Regions from separate parts of the Homo sapiens genome. Here region 1 is linked to region 2. The links are chromatin loops, found by intact Hi-C in ENCODE. Cell type or tissue: mammary epithelial cell. All regions are shown on one strand. Each heading gives the region's core, and the rest is flanking DNA. Links, peaks and the distances in the headings are about the cores only. Region 1 overlaps LINC02320 (long intergenic non-protein coding RNA 2320). Region 2 has its middle 11 kb from the start of LINC00523.

Region 1 (9,843 bases), core at 925-8,924, 980 kb after region 2:
ATAAACAGTGAATGGGTGGTTAGCTCCTAACCTGGCCCCTCAAGCTCCTCATCTCCCCAGCCTGCTCCACCACCATCCTCCCCATCTCAGCACCTCCCTCCCTCCAGGGCTTAGGCACCTCCCTCCCTCCAGGGCTCAGACCCAGACCCTGGAGTCACCTTAGCTCCTGTCTGTCACCCCAGCACCTGGCCCACCATGCAGCTCTGCTGTCTCCTCCTATCCAGGTTTATCCCAAATCCAGCCGGTCCCCTCCATAGCCACAGCTCTGGTCTGAGCCACCACCCTGCTCTCCTGTGGATCACAGTAGGGGCCTCTCGGCAGGCAGCCCCAGCCCTCACCCCACATCCTGGTTCTCATGCAGCCAGAAGCACCCCGAAATCCTGCACTGAATCACCACCCTGCTCTGCTCCAAACCCACCAGGAAGGTCCAGCTCACTCTCAGTCCTCACCCACTGCCACACCTGGCCTGGCCCCAACCCTGCCCTGGCCTCATCTCCCACTGTCCACTTTCCCCTCCGCTGGCCTGAGCACTCCTCAAACTCACCAGGCAACTCCTGCCTCAGGGCCTGTGCGCTTGCTGTTCCTGGAATGTCCTCTCTTCTCTCTCTTCCCCCTCCCATCCCCAGGCACATTGTATGGTCCCTGTATTCATTCCATTTAAATATCTCCTCTCCAGCCTGGCTCCTGTGGGACCCCCCTTCCCGTTAGTCTCCATCCCGTCACCCAGATTTTCTCCGCAGCACTGCACCTTCACCCTGCATTCGGTCATGATCGCACTGCTCACTGTCTGCCTCCCTCTCTAGATTGTCAGCGCCCTGAGATCAGGATTCTGACCTTCTTGTTCACAACTGGAACCCCAGTGCCGAGAAGGGGCCTGCTGTGAGCAGGGCAGAGCATGTGCACCCACTGAGTGAGCGAGTGACCATTGCAGCCTCACTCCTGCGCTGCATTCCGCAGCATTCTTTCACATCCATGGTTTCCCCCGAGGCCCCTCAGGAACAAAGGCTCAGAGAGGGTGGGAGAAGTGTGCAGGGTCACACGTGCTTCCCCTCCTCCCTTTATGGGGTCCTGTGGAGGAAGGGGAGGCCTGACTGCACACTGCAGAGGCCAGGGCAGGGCAGAGAGACTCCCACGCATGCTACTCCAGGGATGGGGCCTGGAGGGAGGCTCCCGTGCGTGCTAGTCCAGGGCCTGTGGAGGAAGGAGACGCCTGACCTCACACTGCAGAGGCCGGGGCAGGGCAGGGAGATTCCTGTGCATGCTACTCTAGGGATGGGGCCTGGATTCTTCAGTGGGTCCCTGGGCAAGTCAGGCTCCCTAAATGCCCCACTGTAGGTGCCTGCAGTAACAAGAACAAGAAGGGCAGGGCATGCAGCAAAGCCACAAGGCACAGGCTGCGCACACCTACTGGCTGTGACCCTGAGCAAGTTACATAACTACTCTGTGCCTCAATGCTCTCATCTGTAAAGTGAGAGTAACAATTTCTGCCTACCTGACAGGGCTAAGGGAGGATTAAATGAACCAATATCTGAAAGTTCTCAGCATGATGCCTGGCCGATGAAAAAAACCTCAGAAAGTGTTAGTACTACTACTACTAATAATAATAATAAGCAATAACAATGAAGAGTTCATGGCCCCGTGACAGTGGTGCCTGGCACTGACCTCTGTGTTTGTTCTAATTCTCTCAAGACCCCTGAGAATAACTGCCACACAGATGTCAGCACAGGGGCTGGGCCTCCCTGCCCACTTTCTGCTTCCCAGAAAGTGGCCAACTTCCCCCTGGCCAACTATGCTTTCTAGCCAATATGTAAGTTATGGCTTTTCCTCTGTGGCTCAGCATAGGGAGCAGGGCAGGAGAAAGGCAGGGACTCCACCAAGGTCACACAAAGAGTGCCAGTGGGGCCTGGTCCACCCTTCTCAGGAAGGTCTGAGCTCCCTGTCCTGTGCTCCCATAATACCTAACCTTCACCTTGCAGATGAGTCACTGCAACTGTGCTTGCTCTTTAAGGTCTACCTTGCCTGTAAAAGCCAGAGCTGTTCATGCAAAATTTCCTGCACCTGGGCCTGAGTCAGAGTTGGTTCTCAACCAATATTTTTTAGTGGATGAGTAGGTAGGTGGATGGATGGATGATTGGATGGATGGATGGATGGATGGATGGATGGATGGATGCATGGATGCATGGACTGACAGATGGATAGGTGGATGGATGGTTAAGTAGGTGGGTGGATGGATGGATGGATGGATGGATGGATGGATGGATGGATGGATGGATAGATGGATGGATGCATGGATCGACAGATGGATAGGTGGATGTATGGTTAAGTGGGTGGGTGAATGGATGGATGGATGGATGGATAGATGAGTTCCAGTGTGAATGGATGGGTGGATGGATAGGTGGATGAGTCCTGAGATGAATGGATGGGTGGAGGGTAAGTGGATGAGTTCCAGAATGAATAGGTTTGTGGATGAGTTTGTGGATGGGTTGTGGCTGGGTAGACTTCAGAGACAGCACTCTCCTGGGACATATCATTGAGCCTTTCCCCATAATCTGAAACACAAGGAGGCTTCAATGGTGTGGGATCCAAATGGGATCCAAAAAAGATTCTAAAACCTTCTGAGTCAAGTGCATTTGGCCTCAGTGGGCCTCAGTCTATCCATCATGAAGTTGTGAGAAGAGGACCAGCCTGCCTGTGTTTCACGATTCCCGGGATGAACCCTCCTTAAAGGAGAGGTACAGTAGCACCTTGAAAAGGGTAAGTGCTGCAAAGACCTGGTTTAGAGGATAATGTTAGCCCTGCCAAGGGTACCAAGGGTGCAGCAGGGAGACACGCCCTGCCAGGCCTGTCCTGGGAGCATGCACGGGTTTGCCCTGGCAGGCATGCAGGTAGAGGGAGACAGCCGCCCTCAAGGCACTCATGCCCTCTAACCCAGTAATTCCACTTCTAAGAATGGACCCTAAGGAGGTAGTCAAGGATTTCCAGAGAGACTCACCTATGAGTGTGGTCATTGCAGGGTCAGAAAAGGGAAGATGTCCATGTAATAACAGACTTCAGCGTAAATAACTCATTTCTCTACACTGCAGGGCACTCCTCCACAGCGGAATATTACGCAGCTGTTCAAAGTGGGTTTTTGAAGAATGACTACATGGCATGGGAAACTCTTAAAAGATTACTGGAAAAAAATCAAGATAAGACAAACTGCACGTGGAGTAAGATCTCATGCCTATTGGGAGGAAGTCTCTTTCTGAGTATTTGCTTGGGAAAAAAGTCCTCAATAGGTATATACCAGAACGCCTGGTTATCTCTAGGTGGGGGGATTATAGCGTTTTTTCTTCCTAGTAATTTTCCATATTATCCAAATTGCATTTCAGGGGTGCAGGCCAGGGGGTGGCCCTGAGTGGGCCTCTGTCTCTGAACTTCCTTCCCTGGGGACCAAACAGGAAAACCCCCACCCTTCCCCTCCAGAAGGGAGGGATTCCTAAGGACAGAAGAGCTATGGAGGGAGGAAGTGCCCTGTCCAAGCCCTTTCAAACATCAGGATACATAAAACTCCAGGCCCTTACTGCCTGCATCTTATCTGAGAAGTGGGATTTTTGGAGCTATGTCATTGCCAGCTTTGCTGTCTCTCCGTGTTTTTTTCACCTTCCACTTTTTTTTTTTTTTTTTTTTTTGAGACGGAGTCTTGCTCTGTCGCTAGATTGGAGTGCAGTGGCACGATCTCGGCTCACTGCAATCTCTGCTTCCCGGGTTCAAGTGATTCTCCTGCCTCAGCCTCCCCAAACTCCCACTGGGACTACAGGCGCCTGCCGTCACGCCCAGCAAATTTTTTTTTTTTTTTTTTTTTTTTTTTTAGTAGAGACGTGTTTCACCATGTTGCCCAGGCTGGTCTCGAACTCCTGAGCTCAGGCAATCTGCCCGCCTCGGCCTCCCAAAGTGCTAGGATTACAGGCGTGAGCCACCGCTCCCGGCCTCACCTTCCACATTTTCTACAATGAACAAGAAGAACTTGGCAAGTCAAGAGAAGAAGCAAAGCCATAGAGAGCTAGCCAGGGGCGTTGGCCGGCTGTGGATCTGTCCAGACCCAGGCCGCCCTCCTACGCGGGCCTGCTGCAACCTGCGCTGGGGTTGAGGCAGGAACCAAGCTTGGGGCCAACCGACTGCGTGGGACGTGGCTCCCGGATCTGCCCCTCACCAGCTGAGGACACCGGAGCGTCTCTCTCCAGGACTCAGTTTCCCCATCTGTGAAGTGAGGATAGTCCCACCCCCCAGCTCAATGGATCCCTGCGGGAGGAGGGAATGCGAGGCTGGTTGTGGGTCGGGGGGCCTCTTTCCGATTCTTCCTGAAGAACCCTGCACAGAGGAGACGGGGGACTGGGAGGGGCCTGGGTCTCCGAGTGTGGGCACGGGGAGCTGAGGTCTTGCAGCTCCTGGGTCTGGGGCGCCGGGGTTCTGTGAGAGCCCCAGCTTCGTCACGTACGACTTCCTCTCCTCTAATTGAGGGAATTGCAGAAGCCCCGGAGGGCGGCTGGTTCAGAGACCGAAACAAAGGCAGGATCAGGACCCTGGATCAGAATGGGGTCCACGCGTGAGTCTCTGTAATTAACGCTCTGGTGTCTCAAATTACGAGAAAATATATAAAACATGTAATTGCTTCTGTATTTTGGACACTCATTAGGAGAATAATAAATGTTATTATTTATTAATATGGTAATGAATCATCTCGCTTTTAAAATTAAACATTAAACCGCTAACAAATTAAATGTAAATTATTAGGCCCCGAGTTGATGGAAAGAGTTCCCCGGGGAGGGGCCGCTGGGCTCCTTCTTTGCAGAAATGAGTGCGTCGCCCTTTAACTAGGCGCGGAGGCTGCGAGCGGTGCGGGGTGACCTGAGGACACCCGAAGACACGGGCGACTCGCGGGGACATCCTGCCCCCTGCCGGCCGCGAGCGGGACCGCAGCGGCCCGCGGGTAGCGTCCCGCCGCGGAGGTGGTTTTTCCTTGTGATCTTTCCAGAAGCAGTGAAGCCCTCTTGGGCACCCGCGCCCCTCGCCTGGCAGACAGCCACCCGCTCGCGCACGAACTCGCTGCACAGAGCTGTCAGGAGTGGGGCGTGTGGCCTGGAGCGAGGCTGCTCGCGTAGGCTGGGCCTGGGCTCCTGGCCGTGTTGTCACCGCCAATCCCCACACACGCAAGAGAAAGCAGCTTCTAGCCTCATCTCACACACGGGAAAGTGAGGCTCAGAGATGTGTGGCCTGGCCGGGGTGCACAGCCAGTATCCGGTGGGCCTGGGATGCCAGCCCAGCCTGCCAGGCCCCAGGGTGGCCATCATGGAGTGGGACTCCCGGGCTGGCCCCCCAGAGCCTGTTCCAGGCACGTGCATTTGAATTAATGGGGTTACTGTTTCCTGAGGGCTCTTGCCAGACACCAGCTACTTACTGCACGTGGTTGAGCCCAATCAAGTAGGCAGTGTGCCCTGTGCCCATCTTACGCACGAGCAGACTGAGGCACGGAGAGGCTTCAGCGACTTGCCCAGGTCAGCAGCAAGGAAGTAGGGGCAGGAGAGAGAAGTAGGTCTTGCTGAGTCTAGAGTTAGCTCTTGACCACTCCAGGCCAGACTGGGTTCTCCCTCCTTCCAGGAGGAGGGCAGGCAGCCCCATCTGTGCCCATCCCTGCGGTGCACAAAACAGTGCAGCTTCCGGGCCACTGGCTGTGTTTCTAGGGATCACCTGAGTTAAAGCAAGAAAAGGAATCATTATTTTTTTAACCAATACATGATTTGGGGCTTAGAGGTTGTTTGCAGTCACTCTTATGAAGAATGCTACAGCAGACACCGTGGGTTCAAGGTTATTTCCTTGGGAAAGACTTCCAGAAGTCAAACTGCTGGAACCAAAGGCTGGGACAGCAGGATTTTGGCATGCATGTTATTAGGATCCTTCTCGTATATGTGTCCCAGCTTGCACTCATCTGGGGAGGGACTCAGAAAAGAGGGCCTCCTCCCCTCACAACCAATAGCACCCTTGAGATGGCCCAGGCTGGCAGGGTTGGAAAAGTCCAGCTCATCTATGGTCCAGTTCTCTGGTGGGCACTGACCCTTGAGCCAGCCACACCCACACCCACACCCACACCCATGCCTGTGGGGATCAGAGGTCAATAGATGCAGCCTCCAATGGTCTGAGGCTCCCTGACTTTCCTCCCGCCTTCTCTCCGTGTGTAATCCCAGCCCAGGGCCACCCTTTGGTGGCAAACACAGACACCCCTGTGTCAGCCATACGTATTCAGCCAAGGCTTTATGAGTACCTTCCACTTAGGAACCCTCACTTCTGTCTCTGCCTTCCCTTGCGATTATGAGTCCCAGCAATGGCAGCTGAGCACTCAGGATGCCCACTCCTGGCTCTGACTTTACGTCACTTTCTCAACACGTTACAGGTGAAGAGCCTGCCAAGTGGCCGAGCCACGATTTGGCCCCAGAGCCCAAGTTCTGTTCTTTCCTTGGGTCTCTGCTGTCTGCCCAGGCCTGAGCATGGTCCCTCAGACAGGCTCAGGAAGTATTTGTGGATGAATCAATGAACGACCCCGTGAGGGCCTTTGCCTTTCTCCCCTGCCAGGCTGGGAGCCCCCAGAAGACAAGTGGGGTTGACCATGTGCCTGGAAGGAGTCACGGCTCCTCTCTAGACCGGAACTCCCCACTAGAGCGATGGGGTGCCACAGGGTATCCCAGCAGGCCCGGCAAGCACATCACAGGAGCGTGGAGAAGCGGGACCAGCCGTGCCCCCATCCCTGGGAGCCCTGCCCCCAGCCTTGTCTAAGGCCTCACTTGCCCCATATCTGGTTTGGGGAGCAGGTTTCTCACCCCAATATGATTCTGTTCTCTGCCCCCTCTGCCCTCCTACCCCACACATCCCAGCGTGGATGGACGAGACTTCGCCCCTGCCTCCTGCCCGGGCCCCTGCCATGGGAAGGGGACGCATTATTGCTCTCTCTCAGGGCTATTCAGACACCAACTAATTTATTTCCCTCCTGCCCCCTTCCTTATTGATCAATGCTTTAGCTGAGTGGCTGTTAAATGACTTGTTCCCATAGCAACCATCAGATACATGCTCGGATCTGATGTGTCTGTTTCCTGAGCCAGATCGCCTCCTAAGAGCTTGGAGAGAACAAATCTCCTTTCATATCCGTCGCTGTCTTCTGAAAGGCACAGGATATTGTTCAGAACAAGTCATTTTTTAAAACAATATTAAAAAAAGAACTAGGTTTTTCAACAGATATAAAGTTGTTTCATAAGGTGCATCATTCTTAAGAAGTATTAAATCAGATTTTAAAAGCTTTGACCAAGTTAATCTTTCTTCTGCCTACTTTTCCTTCTGCACAGGGGGAAGTATGGAAACGGTCTCTGCATAAAGATACTCTGCTGCATCATTTATAAAAAGAAAAATTGAAAACAGCCTAAAAGCACAATAGACGATTCAAATGATCTATGGTTCACATACCTGTGAGGGTTTTATAGAGATGCTGAAACGCTGCTTAGAAGAGAGAAACACACATGTCAACAACGTGAAGTGAAAAAAAAGAAACAAGATTAAAAACTGTGTCTGCACGGGTGAGCATAATGAATGGAAAACAAAGCTAAATTATGTAGAGGAAAAAATACTCAGGAAAACAAACACAGTGAAATGTTGACAGAAGTGTTTCTTGTTGGCAGAGCCATGGGATTTTCTTCCTTATTCACTTACTTAATACATATTTATTGAGCACCTACTACGAGCCCAGCCCTGTCTGAGGCATTAACAGCACAACTGCTATTTCTACTGCCTATATTTTCCCAAATGTGTTTAAAACTGTTTTAAAACTATGTATTTTTTTCTTATTTTTGTTTGTTTGTTTGTTTGTTCTGAGACAGGCTCAAGTGATCCTCCCACCTCAGCCTCCCCAGTAGCTGGGACTACAGGCGTGCACTACTACACCCCACTAATTTTTGTATTTTTTGTAGAAACAGGGTCTCGTTGTGCTGCCCAAGCTAGCCTCGAGCTCCGGGCCTCAAGCAATCCACCCACCTCAGCTTCCCAAGCTCTGGGATTACAGGTGTGAGCCACCGTGCCCAGCCAAGTATAATTTTTTTTAATGACAGGGTACATGTTTCACCTGCCACGTTGCCAACAAATAAACATAAGACGCTCTGTTGGTGAGGAGAGGATATAGGAACACCAGCCCCGCCTGGCAGAAGAATGAATGACCACGACCAATAAAGGACCAGTTATCAACACTTAAAACCGACATACTTTTTCCCAGCAATTCCACCTGTAGTCATTGTCCCTACTGGGATTCTCTCCCACCTTTGTCGTGGGATGTTTACGAAGCTTGTTTACCGTGGCATGTGACTGCTGGAACCCCGAATGGTCCTCGCCAGGGGATGGCTACCCAGATCGTGGTTCAGACTCAGGAAAACACTGAGCCCTGAGAAGAACGAGGCGATCTGCCAGTGTGTGGAACACTAAGCTGAGGTCCCTAAGGGACAGAGCAAGGCGGATCACTTGAGATCAGGAATTCGAGACCAGCCTGGCCAACATGGTGAAACCCTGTCTCTACTAAACATACAAAAATTAGCCGGGCGTGGTGGCGGGCACCTGTAATCCCAGCTCCTTGGGAGGCTGAAGCAGGAGAATCCCTTGAACCTGGGAGGTGGAGGTTGCAGTGAGCCGAGATCATGCCCAAGATCTCTGCTCTTCCCCCGTCTTGCCTTAGTGATCCTGGGCATGTCCCTTCACCTCTGCGGCCTCAGTTTCTCATCTGCACAGTGAAGATGCTGATGCCCGCCTGGCTGATGCCCGCCTGGCTGCTTCCTGGACAGATTTCCCAGGATGTGCTGTGTGACAGGCCTTCCACACAGGCCCTCAGGCACCTTTTCTTCTTCCTGAGATGGAAACAACAAAAAAGTTGGTGCATGGTCACCAGCGATCCCCAAACTACGACCTCTGCCCTCTTTTCCTGCAGACCCCTCAAAAATCACGAAAGGGGCCCTTGCAATAGGGGGTCTCTATGGACTCAAACAAAGGGCTTTCCCTGGGAGGGGCTGCCGGCCTTTGCCTATAACATGCGTGATGTAGTTTTTAAGACTAGCAAAAGCCCAGCCTGGCATTATCTAGCATTGAGGTACAGCGTCTCACGGAAAGTTCTTTTTTATTCCCCAGGCTGTCCCCTTCTCCTCCATTCCCGGATAAGCCTTCACTCACCTCTGCACCTCACCAGCATCCACTCAGAGAGACCCAGCCCCTCAAACCCAGCCAGCAGGGACCACGCTGCACATTAAGTTTGCTCAACTGCTCCAGGTTATTTGAAAACTTATGAAACCTTTTTCTTAAAAAAATCAAAGTCCCATTGTGAGAGGGAATCCAGTACTTTCTTAAAAGTACTAACTCAGCAGCTGCAGGAATCTTCCTGACCTAAAGAAAGAGGAAGGAGAAAAAACACAATCACCCCTGGCTTCTGACACGCATACTCCTGGCTGGATTCTAGATTAGAACAAAGGGGACATAGGTCACGGAGCCATTTCTGTGCCTAGACACCACCTTTGATTTTGCAGGGTGGCGCACCAGGGCTTAGCCACAAGGGGGTCGTGATTCAGTGGGTATGAACTCCAGTGGGGGAGTGCGGGGAGAGACAGCAGGCCAGTGGTCCTTCGGGGAAGATGCGGGAGGGGGTTCTTTTTTAATTTTTCTGGTCTGTTCCACATAACTGAATGCCAGGGACCCAACCTGGATGGGTAGGGGGTGCCAGGTGCAGACCTGACTCTGCACTAGGAAGGAATGCTTGTCACCACCGGCAGGCATGTGTGCTTCTCAGCCCGT
Region 2 (9,843 bases), core at 1,112-9,111:
TGCCTGACAGCGCTGCCTTTATTTGGATGTAGTGCAGATCTGGCCAGGCCCTGCCTGCTGGGCATGGGGGCTCCCCTGGACCGCCCTGCTCCCTCCCCAGCCTGACTTCAAAGCCCTCAGTGCTGCAGACAGACACACCTGACTATTGGCAGCGGTTCTGTCTCCAGCCATTGCTCCCGGACACCCTCCTTGTTCCTGGCTATGTCCAGCCCTCCCATGAAGCCTCAGGGAGGCCTTCTTTGACCACCCCACGCTGTACTCCTCAGGCTCCCTTGGCCCCGCAGCGCCCTGTGCTGTCTCTTTACAGATCAGCTGCTCCCACTGGCCTCTGGACAGCTCCAGACTCATCCCTGTATCCTCCTCACCAAGTCACCAGCCCAGGCCAGGGGAGAAGGGGACTAGGGAGGAGGGAGGAGATGAGGGTGTGGAAGGTGTCATTATTTAGAAGCCGGGGGCATTGAGGTCATGGGCCTGGGCTCAGGATGAATGAGGACCAGAGGGGGAGGACTGAGGGGGCAGGGGCCGGCTCAAGGTGGAGGGGCATGAGGATGGTGTGGGGGGCCCAGGGCAGAAGAGGAAGGGCTAGGAAGCAAACTGATCTTGATAACAGCTTACACTGTTGGAGCCCCTACCTGGGCTGAAGCTGGTGATAGAGAGCTGGGCCCCACTCCAGGGAGGTGACCCTGAGGGGCAGGCACATGAGTAGGTAACTCCAATCCGGGGGACCTGGGACATGGAGAGACAGGCCTGGGGGAAACAGGGGCATTGCAGATGTCATTCAGTTAGACGAGGTCATATCAGAATAAGGTGGGCCCTAATCCAAGGACTGGTGTTCTTATAAGAGGAGAGAGGCCCAGTGCAGTGGCTCACACCTGTAATCCCACCACTCTGGGAGGCCGAGGAGGGAGGATCACCTGAGGTCGGGAGTTCAAGACCAGCCTGGCCAACATGGTGAAACCCCATCTCTACTAAAAATACAAAAATTAGCCAGGCATTCTGGTGGGCACCTGTAATCCCAGCTACTCGGGAGGCTGAGGCAAGAGAATCACTTGAACCTGGGAGGCAGAGGTCGCAGTGAGCTGAGATTGCGCCACTGCACTCCAGCCTGGGTGACAGAGCAAGAGCAAGAGTCCATCTCAAAAAAAAAAAAAAAGAAAAAAAAGAAAAGAAAAGAAGAGGAGAGGCCACAGGGGCACACCTGGGGAGGAGAAGCCATATGAAGACAGAGGCAGAAATGGGGATGACCTGTCCATAGTCAAAGGTTGCCAGCAGTTACCAGACTTCAGAGAGTACAGTTACCAGACTTGGATGCCAGACAGCATCCTCCCCTAGTGCCTCCAGAGAAGTGTGACCCTGGTAACACCTCAATCTCAGACTTCTAGCCTCCAGAACCCTGAGAGAATAGATTTCTGTTGCTTGAGCCCCTCAGTCTGTGGCACTTTGTTAAGGCAGCTGCGGGAAACTAGTACAGACCCCAGGGCTCCTCTGATCCTTAGCCCCGGGAAGGACCAGGGGTAGAGACAGGGACCCCAAACCAAGACTGAGAACAGTGTGCAAAATCAACATGAAACTCCATTTTAGGAAAACAAAGTAAGTAGCATTTCCGGTGCGCCTGAGGTTATGGACTGAGGTTTGAGGCTGTTGCATGGGGGCCTTGTGATTTGGGCTGGAGGAAAGTTGTGCCCTCTTGGGCCCTGCTGGCCACATCTCTGGTTCCTGGGTTGGCGTCATCTGTGACTGCTGGGGCAGTGTTGAAGGGCCAGTATGTGAGTGGCCACTGTGTCTGCCGCCCCAAATTAATATTTGATGGTGTTGAATCACTTTCTTCTGAGACAGAGAAAGAGGCCATCACACATGGGTAATAAGATGCGCTGGGCTGTTCAGCGCAGTCGGGGCCTGAGGAGGTTGACGGCACTGTGAATAATTCATCCGCCTGTAATGATTTTCTAGCCCTTGCGTCCCTCTTGGCCAGAGACAGCCTGACCTGCCCTCCCCTGCCCTGGCAATCCAGCCCAGTGCCTGGTCACTCTCAGTCACACCAACCTGAGAGTGAGAGGCACACGCTCCCCCTAGCTGGGTGGTCTGGGACTTGGCCTCGGTTTCCCCAGCTGCACCAGCAAGAGAGCTGTGTGCCTTGCTCCTACACAGGAGGTACAGAGAGGCCAAGTGCTGTGGCACTGACCCTGGAGTTGGCACCACCCATGTGCTGTGTGACCCTGAGCACCTCTCTGGACCTTGGTCTTGTTACTCTGTACAATGGGGACAGGAGCACTTGCCACCCTGCCTGTCTCACAGGGTCTTATTTCTGCTGTTTTGGTTGGACATTCCTGGTATGAGGTATAGTGTCAGCTGTATTCATTTAGTCTGTTTTTGTTTTTTTGAGATGGAGTCTCTCTCTGTCGCCTAGGCTGCAATGGCACAATCTCGGCTCACTGCAACATCCGCCTCCCAGGTTCAAGCGATTCTCCTGCCTCAGCTTCCTGAGTAGCTGGGATTACAGGTGCACACCACCATGCCCGGCTAATTTTTGTATTTTTAGTAGGGATGGGGTTTCACCATGTTGGCCAGTCTGGTCTCGAACTCCTGACTTCAAGTGATCCACCCGCCTCCGCCTCCCAAAGTGCTGGGATTACAGGCATGAGCCACTGTGCCCGGCCTCATTTAGCTTGACCTCAGTGTGCTGGTCGATGCTGTCCTCACTGAGTGGGTGGCATCCCAGTGGCAGAGACAGGAAGGGGCAGGGGACTGACCAGGAAACAGATGTCTACACTGTGAATGAGTGAGAACAGCCAGGGAGAGCACAAGAGGCTTGGGGTGGAACTGCAGAGCAAAGAGGAGGCGATGAGCTTGGCCAGCGAAGGTCTGAGAAGACTGCCTGGAGGAGGGAGCTGTAAAGCTAATGACTGTGGGAACAAAACATGCACAAGGTGTTCACCATAACAGCAATAGCCACGGTAACGTGCTGCAATACAGCACTAATGGGGTGCAATGTCTCCCACTTTCCCCCCATCCTACTAAAGGGAACCTTCACGTTTAAAAAATCGTTCTTTATGCATATTTGGATTAAACCCCTCCAGGGACTTTCTACTGACTTCAAATAACATCTGCTCTGGCCTGCAAGGCCCCCATCCTCTGTCCCTTGTCTTATCTCAGACCTATTCTCTACCACTTCCTCCTCCTGTTTTCCTGGAACTCCTGGTCTTCTTTCTGTTGCACAAAAAGGCCAGATCAATGCTCACCTCGGGGCCTTTGCAATCGCTATTTCTGCACCAGGAATGATCCCTCCGCCCCGGTCTTTCCTTGCACTTCTTCAGTCTCAGCTCAAACGTCACCTCCACACAGAGGCCTTCCTTGAACACCCCCCAGAGTTGCTGCCCACTCCCAGCCATGGCCACTGCGTTGAATTGCCCTTTTAACTTTGCTTCACAGTTCTTAACACTATAGGACATTTTCTAGTGCAGCCACATCTTTGCCTGTGACACTTTGCCTAGTGACTGTCTATCCCCCTTGGTTGTAAACTTGCCAGGACAGAGACCATGCACCTCTGATGGCTGTATCTCGGGGTGCGGTGACCGGCACACAGTTACCTCTTAAGGAGAACTTATTGCAGTTGAAATCATTCTAAGCCATGCCCTAACTTCCTGGTTTTCAGCTCAGTGTAGCAGCCAGACTCCAGACAGCAGACAGAATCCACACAGTAATCTGATCAAGGCAAGTTGATAGATTATTGATTATAACGGGGCTCTGCAGTAATGAGGGACTGGGCAGTAAGGAGTGAAGGGAACTTGAAAGAACCTAGCGGTTGCAGGCATAAGGAGCAGTTGCTACCCCAGTTCTGAGATACAGCAGCCAAGGAAGACCCTCCCCCGACCAGGGCTCAGTGGGGAGGGCACAGCTGTGGCTTAGTGGATGTGGCTGTGGGCTGCACCAACAGAGCTTGCTGGAAATCCACCCTTTAGGGTGCTGGGGAGGCTGTTCATGAGGAGATATCTGCTACAAACCCACCCTAGAGAGAGCAGAGGGAAGCTGCCAACTGCGTTCACCGCACTGCTGGAGAGGCCGCCCACACTGCAGGAGTCTGCCCAGCCACCGCCCAGTACCAGGAGGGAAAATCCCTGCCTCCTGTCCTGTCTCTCCAGCGCCCTCTGCTGACAAAGCTTAATGTGGTGTCGACAGGCAAAGAAAATCACAAAGGCACCAGCTCATTTTTTAATACAACAGCCAATGCAGGGCAGATTCGGAGCTGGGAGACAATAAATTGATAACTGGCACGGTCCACCCCTTTGGCTACTCACCTTCCATGTGTACTACACACATTTGGACTCCTGTACAGCAGCAAAACATCTTTATATCTCCACCTAACAAGATGCAGCTACAGATCTTACCCATGACAGTTTCTGCCCTCTCTCTGAAACGAGGAGACATGCAGTCCAGCAGCCAGTGTTTCTGTCACTGACTATGTGAATTACTCCTCAAATTCATTTGCATTTCCACTAAATATTTTATTACCTACACACTAAACTGTGAAGTTAACTTCCAACAGTTTGGATATAAAATAAAAATGGAAAGGAGGGGAAGAAAATAATTAGTCTAGGCTGGGTGTGGTGGCTCACGCCTGTAATCCCAGCACTTTGGGAGGCTGGACCAGGTGGATCACTTGAGCCCAGGAGTTCAAGCCCAGCCTGGGCAACATAAGAAGACCCCACCTCTACATAAAGTTTAAAAAATTAGCCAGGCATGGTGGGTACTTGCCTGTGGTCCCAGCTACTTGGGAGGCTGAGGTGGGAGGATCACTTGAGCCTGGGAGGTTGAGGCTGTAGTGAGCGGTAATCACGCCACTGCACTCCAGCCTGGGCAACAAAGTGAGGCCCTGTTTCAAAAAAAATGATTAGCCTCTACAGATAAGTATGTACATAAAACAAACAAGTAGAAAATAGCTACTATGGGACTCATTTCTGTAAGGTAGTTGTGAGGTTAGAATTGATATCAATGGCTTCCTTCTTCAACTACCCATTCTACACTTCCCCTGTCCTTAGCCAGAACCTCAGCTGGCCTCTAACTAGTGGAGTGAGCCTAGTCTCCCTTCATGAAGGCTGTGAGTCCTCTGTCACCATGCACGTTTTTGGTTGCTGTACTTTTCCATTAACCATTTGCTAGGATCTGAATGTTTGCAAAATCCATACTTTAAAATCCAAAACCCCTACTAGGTGATGGTATTAGGAGGTGGGGCCTTTGAGAGGTGAGCGCTCCTCACGGGTATTAGTGCCCTTACAAATGAAATCCGGAGAGCTAGTTTCCCACTCCCACCACGTGAGGATACAGCAAGAAGATGTTGTCTAGGAGGAATCAGATCTTTACCAAACACCAAATCTGCCAGTCCCTTGATCTTGTACTTATCAGCCTCTAGAGCAATGGGAAATACATTTCTGTTATTTATAAGACACTTAGTTTATGGTATTTTGTTATAGCAGCCAAGATGGGCTAAGACAGAAAATTGTTATGGAGAAGTAGAGGTGCTGCTGTAACACATACCTAAAAATGTGGAAGTGGCTTTGAAACTGGGTAATGGGTACAGACTGCCAAGAGTTTTGAGGTGCATTCTAGGAAAAACCTGCATTGCTGTGAGTGGATCATAAGGTGAATTCTAGTGAGGGCCCAGACGGGGAGGAGCAGAGCTGCAGAAAAAGCCTCCAGCTTCTTAGAGAATACCTAAGCAGTCATTAACAGAAGGTTGGTAGAAATATGGATGGCACAGGCCATTCCGATGAACTCAGACAGAAGGTGAAATGTATCATTGGACAAGGAAGGAAAGGCCACCCTTGTTACAAAGTACAAAGAACTTGGCTGAATTGTGTTCATGTTCTAGTGTTTTGCGGAAGGTAGAGCCTGTGAGCAATGAAATTGGATATTTGATAGAGGAAATTTCTAAGCAAAGTGTTGAAGGTGTAGCCTGGTGTCTCTTGACTGCTTATAGTAAAAAGTGAGAAAACAGAAATGATTCAAAGACAGAATTGTCAATCAAAAGAGAAGCAGAACTTAAACAGTTGGAAAATTTTCAGCCTATCCATATTGGAAAAAATGACAAAACATATTGGAGAGAGAACAAGGATGTGGCTAAATGACTGATAAATAGATAAGTATGGGCTGGGCACGGTGGCTCATACCTGTAATCCCAGCACTTTGGGAGGCCAAGGCAGGTGGATCACCTGAGGTCAGGAGTTCGAGATCAGCCCAGCCAACATGGCGAAATCCTGTCTCTACTAAAAATACAAAAATTTGCCAGACGTAGTGGCACATGCCTGTAGTCCCAGCTACTCAGGAGGCTGAGGCAGGAGAATCACTTGAACCCAGGAGGCAGAGGTTGCAGTGAGCCAAGATTGTACCATTGCACCCCAGCCTTGGTGACAGGAGAGAAACTCCATCTCAAAAAAAAAAAAAAAAAAAAAAAAAAAAAAAAAAAAAGAGATAAGTATGGGTTGGCCATCTCAACAGAAGCCAGGATCTATTCATTAAGACAACAGGAGAGATTAGTCAACCATCTAAACCAGGGGTGTCCAATCTTTTGGTTTCCCTGAGCCACATTGGAAGAAGAACTGTTTTGGGCCACACATAAAATGCACTAACACTAACCATTGCTGATGTACTAAAAAAAATTGCAAAAAAAAAAAAAATCTCATAATGTCTTAGGAAAGTTTATGAATTTGTGTTGGGCTTCAAAGCTGTCCTGGGCCACATGAGGCCCATGGGCCATGGGTTGGACAAGCTTGATCTGAACAGAAGCCAGAACCTGTTGTCCAAAATGATGGAAGAATTGGGGTCTGTCCTTTCCCTCACAGGCCCAGAGTACTAGGCCCTGGAGGGCAGAATGATATCAAAGGAGGGGCCACCGCCACTGCCATACTGTATGGCAGCTTCCATTTCCCTCCATGCATTCCATTGCTGAGCTCCTTATCCACCCCAGCTGTGGCTTCTGCAGGCCCTAGTGTGGCATACACTGTGCCCAGCAAAGCTGTAGAGGCTTGGCTGCCTCCCTCTAGATTTCAAAGGATGCCCCAAGGGGCCTCAGGGCCCAGAGAGAGAAACACTGCAGGGACAAGACCATCATAGACAGCCCCTACCAGAATAATACCCACCATAGCCAGGGGTGGGACCATCTCCACAAACCCAGATCAGCAGAGCCATTGGAATGTGATTCTAACCTGGGAGTGTCACAGGCATGAAATCCCAACCTGTGAGACCTGTAGTATGGGGTGTGCCCAGCACAGCCATGGGGGCAGGGCCACCACCACTGTGTGTCCAACAGGCAGGATCCCCACCCCAGTGAGTCTGGAGGGCAGATCACCAAGCCAAAGCAGATTATTTCTGAGCCTTAAGGTTTCTGGTCTTGGCCGGGACCTGTCACTCCTTCCTTCTTTCCTATTTTTCCGTTTGGGAATGGGAATGTCTAGCCTATGCCTGTTCTACCATTGTATTTAGGAAGCACATAACATGTTTGATATCACAGGCTCCCAGCTGGAGAGCAATTTGCCTCAGAATGAATCATACCTTGGGTCTCATCCATATCTGATACAGATGATATTTACATGAGACTTTGAACTTTAGACTTTTGAGTTGATGCTGGAACAAGTTAAGATGTTTTGGGCAATTGGGATGGAATGAATGCATTTTGCATGCAAAAAGCACATTAAATTTGGGAGGCCAAGAGAAAAATGCTATGAAGTGAATGTTTATGTCCCTCCAAAATTCATATGCTGAAATCTTAGCCCCCATGGTGGCGGTGTTAGGTGATGAGACCTTTGGGAGATGCTATGGTTTAAATGTGTCTCCCAAAGTTTGTGTCTTGGGAACTTAATACCCAATACAACAATGTTGGGAGACAGTGTCTGATAAAAGGTGATGAGGTCATGAGGACTCTGCCTTCATGAATGGATTAATGTCATTATTGTGGGAGTGAGTTAGCTATCATGAGAGTGGGTGTGTTATAAAAGTGAGTTTGGATCCCCTTCCTCCCTCACTCTTGCCCTTGCTCTTCTGCGTTCCACCATGGGATGACACAGCACGAAGGCCATCACCAGATGCTGGCGCCATGCTGTTGGGCTTCTCAGCCTTTAGAACCTTGAGCCAAATACCTTTCTGTTTATAATAAATTACCCAGTCTGTGACAGTCTGTTATAGCAACACAAAATGGACTAAAACAGGAGATTAGATGATGAGGGCAGAGCCCTCATGACTGTGATTAGTGCCTTTATTTAAAAAAAAAACCCCAGAGTGCTCTTTATCCCTCTCACCATGTGAGAACACAACGAGAAGGTGCTGTCTATGAGGAAGCAGGCCCTCACCAGACACTGAATCTGCTGGTGCTTTAATCTTGGACTTTCCAGGCTCCAGAACTGTGAGAAATCAATTTCGGTTGTTTATAAGCCATTCAATTTGTGGTATTTTGTTATAGCAAACAGGCTAACACACCATTACTATTGGTCACAGGAGAACTAAGAGAGGTACCCTGGAGAATCCTCTGCGTTTCAGATACTTTCCTCCCTGTCCTCATTGTGCAGCAGCAGCCCAGTTTCCCCTTGCTAATCAGGATCAATCACTCCAGTGAGTAGAGTCATTTCTTTCCTTTTCTTTTTGTGTTGATTCAGTGGCTTAAGGAGTCCAAAGCAGCCAGGTGATAGCCTCATCTTCCAATTCAGAGAAACCATTGCTGTGTCTGATGGTGGCAGGGTTCCACCTGACTTCTGAACAGTACAAACTGGGAAGCTCCATGGAGTGTGGTAGGTATGAACACCTCTGCTTCTTGTAAGTGACATTAATCTCTCAAATTCCCCTGGGATAAAGTATAGCTTCTGGTTCACTCACTTGGATGGAAGTGGAAGTTTCAGGGATTTCCACTAAGTTCTTCTTGTGATAATGGCCCTCACCACATGGGTCACAGAGCCAATGCAGGGATGCTGACAGTTGCTAAGTATGTCTCCTCCAATTATACATTTAAGAGCTAGACAGATAACCACTAGTGGGGATGGGGTCCATGGACCAACTGGGCCTACTGTGAACCAGACCTGAGTTAAGACTCCATCTATCATCTTCCCACTGTCCACCTCCTTTTAGATTGCTGGGGCATAGTGGAATTTTGGGCCCTCAGGAATTAGTGTTAGTTCAGAACCACTGTCTAGCAATCCTCAAACCATCTAGGCATTTCCTTCCCCTGTTGCACACTCCCTGTAGTAAAAGGCCACAGGTCCCCCTGGAAATGGCTTGGAGGAAGGTTGACAGTGTGCTGTCATGCTGGCCTCCGTTCAACCAAGTCGCCCAGGGTCTGTGCATTTGCTGAGATCTGGAAGTTGGGTAAGAAGCCATGATTCTTCATTGCAACAACTCAAGTCAGACTTGAGGCTACCAGGCCTTGCGCTCTCCCGGTTGTGTTTCCTGTTTAAACTAAGGCTGTAGCAGGCTGCCCATCTCTTTCTTCCCGGGGACACCATGATGAATTAGCCACCACCAAAGATCTGTGTGGGCCAAGGCATGTTGATTGCTTGTGCGTCCCTGCTGTCCGTGATGCTGGATGTACCCACTTTGTCTTTGGCAGTGAAGTGATGATGCCACTTGGCTTCTGCCGCTCTGCAATCTCATCATTCCCACTGAAATCAGGGCATGCAGCTCGGTGGCAGCATCCCCTGCTGTCATGCCTGGTCTAAAAAGGACTGCAACCACAGAGATTTTCAGGGATGCAGGCGTGCCGCTCACCACTGTATTTTTCAATTCCTCAGTGAAGGAAGTGTCTCCTGGGCCCTCTTGCAGAACATAGTAGAGGGATGGGTGTGCAGGTTTCACCTGATAGATCCA

What was found. Hi-C counts contacts between places; a loop is a spot of excess contacts. Peaks named below come from ENCODE experiments on the same cell type or tissue, not always from the same donor. Only the 100,000 strongest peaks of a DNase experiment are listed, where the experiment ranks them.
Region 1: it touches region 2 in a loop (4-fold over the local background); 16 of 110 quality-filtered maps call a loop at or near these places.

What each region holds. Positions count from the first base shown.
Region 1 is chr14:101,623,678-101,633,520 of GRCh38, forward strand. It overlaps LINC02320 (long intergenic non-protein coding RNA 2320), which reads right to left. Exons shown (of 6, transcript NR_184269.1): 4 at 9,229-9,438; 5 at 8,736-8,909; 6 at 4,672-5,727. Among named protein-coding and RNA genes, the nearest start is that of DIO3, 67 kb to the left of the region's middle. RefSeq lists enhancers at 1-160, 161-672. In mammary epithelial cell, for the core only: a CTCF peak has its summit at 4,942 (motif pointing left); DNase peaks (open chromatin) are centred at 4,064 and 4,884; H3K4me3 peaks cover 770 bases.
Region 2 is chr14:100,641,770-100,651,612 of GRCh38, forward strand. No RefSeq gene overlaps it. Among named protein-coding and RNA genes, the nearest start is that of LINC00523, 11 kb to the right of the region's middle. RefSeq lists an enhancer at 3,406-3,906. In mammary epithelial cell, for the core only: a CTCF peak has its summit at 4,146 (motif pointing left); a DNase peak (open chromatin) is centred at 4,122.